3 separate regions of the Homo sapiens genome follow, and regions 1 and 3 are each linked to region 2. Evidence: chromatin loops called from intact Hi-C (ENCODE). Cell type or tissue: gastrocnemius medialis. All regions are shown on one strand.

The links. A loop is a pair of places that touch in the nucleus more often than their neighbours do. Peaks named below come from ENCODE experiments on the same cell type or tissue, not always from the same donor. Only the 100,000 strongest peaks of a DNase experiment are listed, where the experiment ranks them.
Region 1: a loop joins it to region 2, with 5 times the contacts of the local background. A loop is called at or near these places in 46 of 110 quality-filtered maps.
Region 3: it touches region 2 in a loop (9-fold over the local background); 35 of 110 quality-filtered maps call a loop at or near these places.

What each region holds. Positions count from the first base shown.
Region 1 is chr17:47,499,322-47,501,821 of GRCh38, reverse strand. No RefSeq gene overlaps it. Among named protein-coding and RNA genes, the nearest start is that of NPEPPS, 31 kb to the left of the region's middle. In gastrocnemius medialis, a CTCF peak has its summit at 988 (motif pointing left); no DNase peak of the experiment used is centred here; H3K27ac peaks cover 250 bases.
Region 2 is chr17:47,614,751-47,617,250 of GRCh38, reverse strand. All of the region lies in intron 19 of NPEPPS (aminopeptidase puromycin sensitive), which reads right to left. Among named protein-coding and RNA genes, the nearest start is that of KPNB1-DT, 33 kb to the left of the region's middle. RefSeq lists an enhancer at 769-1,270. In gastrocnemius medialis, a CTCF peak has its summit at 1,232 (motif pointing right); no DNase peak of the experiment used is centred here; H3K27ac peaks cover 718 bases.
Region 3 is chr17:47,361,245-47,363,744 of GRCh38, reverse strand. It overlaps EFCAB13 (EF-hand calcium binding domain 13), which reads right to left. Exons shown (of 25, transcript NM_152347.5): 10 at 2,224-2,367. Among named protein-coding and RNA genes, the nearest start is that of EFCAB13, 39 kb to the right of the region's middle. RefSeq lists a silencer at 1,228-1,522. In gastrocnemius medialis, a CTCF peak has its summit at 1,395 (motif pointing left); no DNase peak of the experiment used is centred here.

The DNA of each region.
Region 1 (2,500 bases), 120 kb after region 2:
GGAAATAGTGGAGCAAGATCTACATCAGTTGCCAGAGCCCCCACGAATTTCATTATGCCAAGCTTTCTTTGATTTGAAGTAATCAAAATGAAGAAAGCAAAATGATGTCCAAATAGTAGAGACTTCTTAAAAGCTTTTCAAGGGGCCGGGCGCGGTGGCTCACACCTGTAATCCTAGAACTTTGGGAGGTTGAGGCAGGCGGATCACCTGAGGTCAGGAGTTCGAGACCAGACTCAACATGGGGAAACCCCGTCTCTACTAAAAATACAAAATTAGCCGGGCGTAGTGGTGCATGCCTGTAATCTCAGCTACTCGGGAGGCTGAGGAAAGAGAATTGCTTGAACCTGGGAGGCCGAGGTTGCGGTGAGCCGAGATCGAGCCATTGCACACTAGCCTGGGCAACAAGAGTGAAACTCCGTTCTCAAAAAAAAAAAAAAGCCTTTTTTGAGATGGAGTCTCGCTCTGTCGCCCAGGCTGGAGTGCAGCAGCGCGATTTCGGCTCACTGCAAGCTCCGCCTCCTGGGTTCACGCCATTCTCTCGCCTCAGCCTCCCGAGTAGCTGGGACTACAGGCGCCCGCGACCACGCCCGGCTAATTTTTTGTTTTTGTATTTTTAGTAGAGACGGGGATTCACCACGTTAGCCAGGATGGTCTCAATCTCCTGACCTCGTGATCCGCCCGCCTTGGCCTCCCAAAGTGCTGGGATTACAGGCGTGAGCCACCGCACCCGGCTGAGCAATTTTTTAAAATTAATTTTTTTTATTTCAATAGCTTTTGGGGTACAAGTGGTTTTGGTTACATGGATGATTTGTATAGTGGTAAAGTCTGCGATTTTAATACACCAGTCACTCAAGTAGTGTACACTGTACCCAATATGTAGTTTTTTATCTCTCGCCCACCTCCCACTGGTAGTGAGGAATTAATGGAGATCCCTGAATCTCTCAACATAGGTATTTAAACATCCAGGAATTGGGTTTACACAGGCCTCCCTGCAGTCTGAGATCCGGTGCAGCCTTGGTACCCTCTAGTGGAAGTTTTCTGCATTCGCACAGCTTCCCTGTTTCCAATCCCAAAGAGCTGAGAAGGAAGCCTTCACCCAGCCACAGGAGAGCATCCCAAAAGAATGGTCAGCTGGAAGATAGACTTTTTTTGTTGTTTTTTTTTTTTTGAGATGGAGTCTTGCTCTGTTGCCCAGGCTGGAGTGCAATGGCACGATCTTGGCTCACTGCAACCTCCGCCTCCCAGGTTCAAGCAATTCTCCTGCCTCAACCTTTCAAATAGCTGGGACTACAGATGCACGCCGCCATACCCGGCTAATTTTTTGTATTTTAGTAGAGATACGGTTTCATCATGTTGCCCAGGCTGGTCTTGAACTCCTGAGCTCAGGCAATCCACCTGCCTCGGCCTCCCAAAGTGCTGGAATTACAGACGTGAGCCACCGTGCCTGCCCGGAAGGTAGATTTTTGTATAGCAGGGTCATGCAGGGTAGAGGAAGGAATACAGACTAGAGAAAATGTGTGCCAAGCACTTGGTTCACAAGGGACCCCCAAAATGAGTCACTGTCAGTATATAAATGAGCTTAGGCCTTTGTACATTATTAATAGGGGCTCAATATACATAACACAGGACTGGAGGCCTTTAGGGCTCTAGAGGGAGACTTTTTTTGAGACGGAGTATCGCTCTGTTGCCCAGGTTGGAGTGCAGTGGCATGATCTCGGCTCACTGCAACCTCCACCTGCCGGGTTCAAGTGATTCTCCTGCCTCAGCCTCCTGAGTAGCTGGGACTATAGGCACATGCCACCACGCCCAGCTGTATTTTTAGTAGAGATGGGGTTTCACTATCTTTGCCAGGCTGGTCTCAAACTCCTGACCTCGTGATCCACCCGCCTTGGCCTCCCAAAGTGCTGGGATTACAGGTGTGAGCCACTGTGCCCGGCTGAGACTTTTTTTTTTTTAATGGAGAAAATTAGTGATCAGAGAACAAAGTGACTTTGGGCAAAGCGATTTGCCAAAGGCCAAAGAGCAAATCAATGTCGGCAATGGTGGTACTAGAATCCATATCTCCTGTCTCCCAATCCAGAGGTGTTTCCACTCTATCGCACTTCCTTATTTGTGGTTGACTGATTTTAGCCATAAATTGGTGTGCATACAAGGACATAAAGGTTGTAGGTATAACAAGGAAATTGTTTCTGCCTTCATCTGCCCACAATCCATACATTTTTCATTCTTTCATCCAATAGGCACATTTATAGAGTGCCTATTCTTGCCACACTAGGCATTGCTTTTCAAGTTTGTGGACCCTTTTACAGGGTACTCCAGCATATGAGAAGAAGTTCCCAGGCTACTGGAACCCCATGCCTACAGCCCTCCAAGGCACTCCTGGAGCTTCTTTCCCAAGTTTCTAGCACTAAATTGTTAGGTTTATTTCTGTCTCCCTCCCCCTGGAGAGGTAATCCCTGGGAATGGAAGTGGGTTAGAAACAGATTACTCTGATCCAAGG
Region 2 (2,500 bases):
AATGCAGAATATCTGAAAGACAGAGAAGCATAAAGAAAAAAATAAAATTACTACTATATGTACATTAACAAATCTGGAAAGAGAGCATGTTATACATGCTGTTTTTGCTACCTGCTTTCTAAACTATAGGTAAGTTTTATTTTCCTCTTTATACTTTTCTAGTCTCTAAATCTTCCATAGTATATATGTATATAAAATCTTTTCATAGAAACAAAATGTTGTAATTCTTAAAAATTAGAACTATAAATGTATAAGAGCTATGTCTCCAAGACAATTTAGACTCTTTTGATCTTTTCTACCCCTTAAGATTTAACACTGACCAGAGTGTCTGGAGACCTCATCAAAGCTCTCAGTTTCCTCTTCCTTTCGACACTTTTTTTTTTTTCAATAAACAATTTTAATTTATAAGAAGTAGAGATGGGGTCTCGCTGTGTTGACCAGGCTGGTCTCTTTTTTTTTTTTTTTTGAGATGGAGTCTCGCTCTGTTGCCCATGCTGGAGTGCAATGGTGTTACCTCAGCTCACTACAACCACGCCTAGCTAATTTTTCTTTTCTTTTTTTTTTTTTGAGACGGAGTCTTACTCTGTCACCCAGGCTGGAGTGCAATGGCACAATATCGGCTCACCACAACCTCCACCTCCCAGGTTCAAGCAATGCTCCTGCCTCAGCCTCCTGAGTAGCTGGGACTACAGGCGCCCGCCACCACACCCGGCGAATTTTTGTATATTTAGTAGAGACAGGGTTTCACCATTTGGGCCAGGCTGGTCTTGAACTCCTGACCTTGTGATCCACACCCGCCTCGGCCTCCCAAAGTGCTGGGATTGCAGGCGTGAGCCACCGCGCCTGGCCTAATTTTTCTATTTTTAGTAGAGCCGGAGTTTCTCCATGTTGCCCAGGCTGGTCTTGAACTCCTGGCCTCAAGTGATCCTCCCATCCAAAGTGCTGGGATTACAGGCATGAACCACCACGCCTGGCCCCTTTGGACTCTAAGCAGCAGTGCAGTAAAATAGACAGGACCTTGGGAGATCTGGGTTCTAGTCCCAGTTTTGCCTCTAACTAGCTGTGTGATCTTGACTAAGTCCTTCATCCCTCTGGGTCTCAGTTTCCCCATGTGTAAAATGAGATGGGTGGACAGATAATTTCTAAGGCCCTTTTCAGCTCCAATATTCAAGGTCTGAACCTCTGGCTTTCAGGAAGCGTTTTCCTCCATAGAGAACTGTTATTCTAGTCCACTAGATGGCACTCTAACACCACATTTCAAATATACTATGAATTAATGTTTTTTAACTCTGCCACATTATTCCTAAATTACCATCATAAGACAACCCTCCTCATCTCTTACCAAGTGGCTTCTTGAAGAACCATGATTCGGCCTTCATTAGAGCTATTTCCATAGTGAAGCTGATTATCGTGAACTCTCTTGTGTTAAATAAATGCAAACTCTGAATAAATACACATACTTGTGGAAAATCTTAAAAGTGCCATGACATGAAAATATCAATGTATCTGCCATGAAATTTACAGAACCCCTATTTTTTTCCATATCATCATGGAATAGATGGAAAAAAATCAAATATCCCATTTCATACATATCATTTATAGTATACAGGTTCACAGAATATTAAGACTGAGAAGGGACCTTAATGTTCAGGTGGAAAGTAAACCCAAATTTAACTTTTTTTAGGGTCTTTTTTAAGATAGGGTCTTGCTCTGTCACGCAGGCTGGAGTGCAGTGGCACAATCATAGCTCCCTGCAGCCTTGAACTCCTGGGCTCAAGCGCTCCTCCTGCCTCAGCCTCCTGAGAAGCTGGAAATATAGGTGCATGCCACCGTGCCCAGCTCTCCCAAATATAACTTTTATATTCTTAGAAAGCAGGCCAGACATGGTGGCTCATGCCTATAATCCCAGCACTTTGGGAGGCCGAGTCGGGTGGATCACAAGGTCAGGAGTTCGAGGCCTGCCTGGCCAATATGGTAAAACCCCGTCTCTACTGAAAATACAAAAATTAGCTGGGTGTGGTGGCGGGTGCCTGTAGTCCCAGCTACTTGGGAGGCTGAGGCAGGAGAATCACGTGAACCCGGGAGGCAGAGGTTGCAGTGAGCCAAGATCGTGCCACTACACTCCAGCCTGGTGACAGAGTGAGACTCCGTCTCAAAAAAAAAAAAAAAAAAAAAAAGAAAGAAAGTAAACCTATTACAACATGGGTAAAGCAGTACATTTTGAGGTACAGTTTCTTAAAGTTTTTATTTTCAGACATCCTAATCATTTTTCAGAGGATTTGTTTAAAACCAAAATATCAGAATTTAGATCTGCAATTATGATCATTAGAGCTATTTCTACAGTGAAGCTGATTATCATGAACTCCCTGTAAGTCAGAAGAGTGTTGTTAATCCATGAAAGGTAGAGACAGTAAAGCACATTCCACTCCTGTCCTAAGCGTGGATCTTTTAACAAATGGGTTTTTAGGCACATTTTGCACATTTTATTTAATGATTAAAA
Region 3 (2,500 bases), 250 kb after region 2:
GTCATGTCTGATTATTTTTCTGCCATATTTACACAAACTGTTCCTTTGGCTTAAGATGTTTTTCTCACTCTTTGCTACCACCTTCAACTACTTAATTCATACTGATCCTTCAAGATTTAGCTCAGACATCAGCCCCTCTGATAATCTTTCCCTAAGGCTTCCAGTATGTATTAGCAGCCTATGTACACTCTATTATAGTATTTGCCATGGAGCATTTTAATTTTCGGTTTACTTGACTCTTTCCACACTTGAACGTGAGCTCCCTCAAAAAAAAAAAAAAAAGAAGTGTGTTTTATTCATCTTTGCATCACCTAGCACAGTTCCAGGCATAGTAGATATTAAATGACTGACTATCTGATTCATTAAGTGAATGAATCAGGCTGGGCCCAGTGGCTCATGCCTGTAATTCCAGCTACTCAGCAGGCTGAGGCAGGAGGATCACTTGCTTCCAGAAGTTTGAGACCAGCCTAGGAAACATAGCAAGACCTCATCTCTACAAAATAAAAATTAGCCTGGCATGATGGTGCACACCTATAGTCCTAGCTATTCAGGAAGATGAGGTGGGAGGATTATTGAGCCTAGGAGGTCAATATTACAGCAAGCTATGATCACAACACCGCACTACAGCCTGGGCAACAGAGTGAGACACTGTCTCTAAAAATAATAAAATAATTGTAGGGTCCAGCCCCACAGGGTCAGTGGGTTTTCTCCCCGTGTGCGGAGACGAGAGAGTGTAGAAATAAAGACACAAGACAAAGAGATAAAAGAAAAGACAGCTGGGCCCGGGGTACCACTACCACCAAGATGCGGAGACTGGTAGTGGCCCCGAATGCCAGGTTGCGCTGATATTTATTGGATACAAAACAAAGGGGCAGGGTAAGGAGTGTGAGCCATCTCCATTGATAGGTAAGGTCACATGGGTTACGTGTCCACTGGACAGGGGGCCCTTCCCTGCCTGGCAGCCAAGGCAGAGAGAGACAGACAGACAGACAGACAGCTTACGCCATTATTTCTGCTTTTAGTACTTTCACTAATTTGCTACTGCTATCTAAAAGGCAGAGCCAGGTGTACAGGATGGAACATGAAGGCAGACTAGGAGTGTGACCACTGAAGCACAACACCACAGGGAGACGGTTAGGCCTCCGGATAACTGCGGGCAGGCCTGACATCAGTCAGGCCCTCCGTCAGGCCCTCCACAAGAGGTGGAGGAGTAGAGTCTTCTCTAAACTCCCCCGGGGAAAGGGAGACTGCCTTTCCCAGTCTGCTAAGTAGCGGGTGTTTTTCCTTGACACTGACGCTACCGCTAGACCACGGTCTGCTTGGCAACAGACATCTTCCCAGACGCTGGCATTACCGGTAGACCAAGGAGCCCTCTGGTGGCCCTGTCCAGGCATAACAGAAGGCTCACACTCCTGTCTTCTGGTCATTTCTCACTATGTCCCCTCAGCTCCTATCTCTGTATGGCCTGATTTTTCCTAGGTTATGATTGTAGAGCGAGGATTATTATAATATTGAAATAAAGAGTAATTGCTACAAACTAATGATTAATTATATTCATATATAATCATATCAAAGATCTATATCTAGTATAACTATACTTATTTTACATATTTTATTATACTGGAACAGCTCGTGCCCTCAGTCTCTTGCCTCGGCACCTGGTTGGCTTGCCGCCCACAATAATAAAACAAATGAATCAATCAATTAATCACTAATTATGATAGGACATCCTCTGGTTACAAGTAAACATGTAATACAAAACACCTGCTAAATATTTTTATCATGTTTAAAGCAATCCACATTGTGCAGAGAGCAACTGAAGGGCATAGCAAAATTGTTTAATCAAAGCTACATAATAAAATTGAGAATTCAAGAAATTTAGGTCTTCTAACTTGTGGAGTCAATGCTCTTGATACTACAAGAAACTACTTCTCCACAAAGACCAGAAATGACTTGGAAAAGAGATGTAAGGCTGAATTTTTTAAAATTCATTTTATTCTTTAACCAAACATACCAAACTATAACAATTTTAGAAACCTCTCATTTAATTTTTCTAGACTATTTCTTACTATAGACACCAGTAAACAGTGTCAATGGCAAAAGGTAAGAATCAAGAGAAAAAAGGAGAAGCAAAGGACAGATCACAAAATTGATATCCGGAAAAAAATGTATAAATATATGCACATATATATGGACATATATATCTCAATGCAAATAACTCACTGTCAATATAGGTATGTTTTGTCACTTCTTCTAAAATTTCACGGTTTATAGGGATACCCATGCTATCCAAAACAGCAAACACGTCATCAGTTGAAACTCGACCACCTTTTATCCTACAGAAAATCTTCAAGGCATCCTGGAATGCTGCAAAAAAGAAATTATTATACCATGAGAATCAACAGCTTTTCTTGGAAAAGCAGTTGATTTTGTGTCAATAGCCTACTAAGGGAAAATAACTTTGTATAAGCACAGGGTTTTATAAATATTTATCTACAAG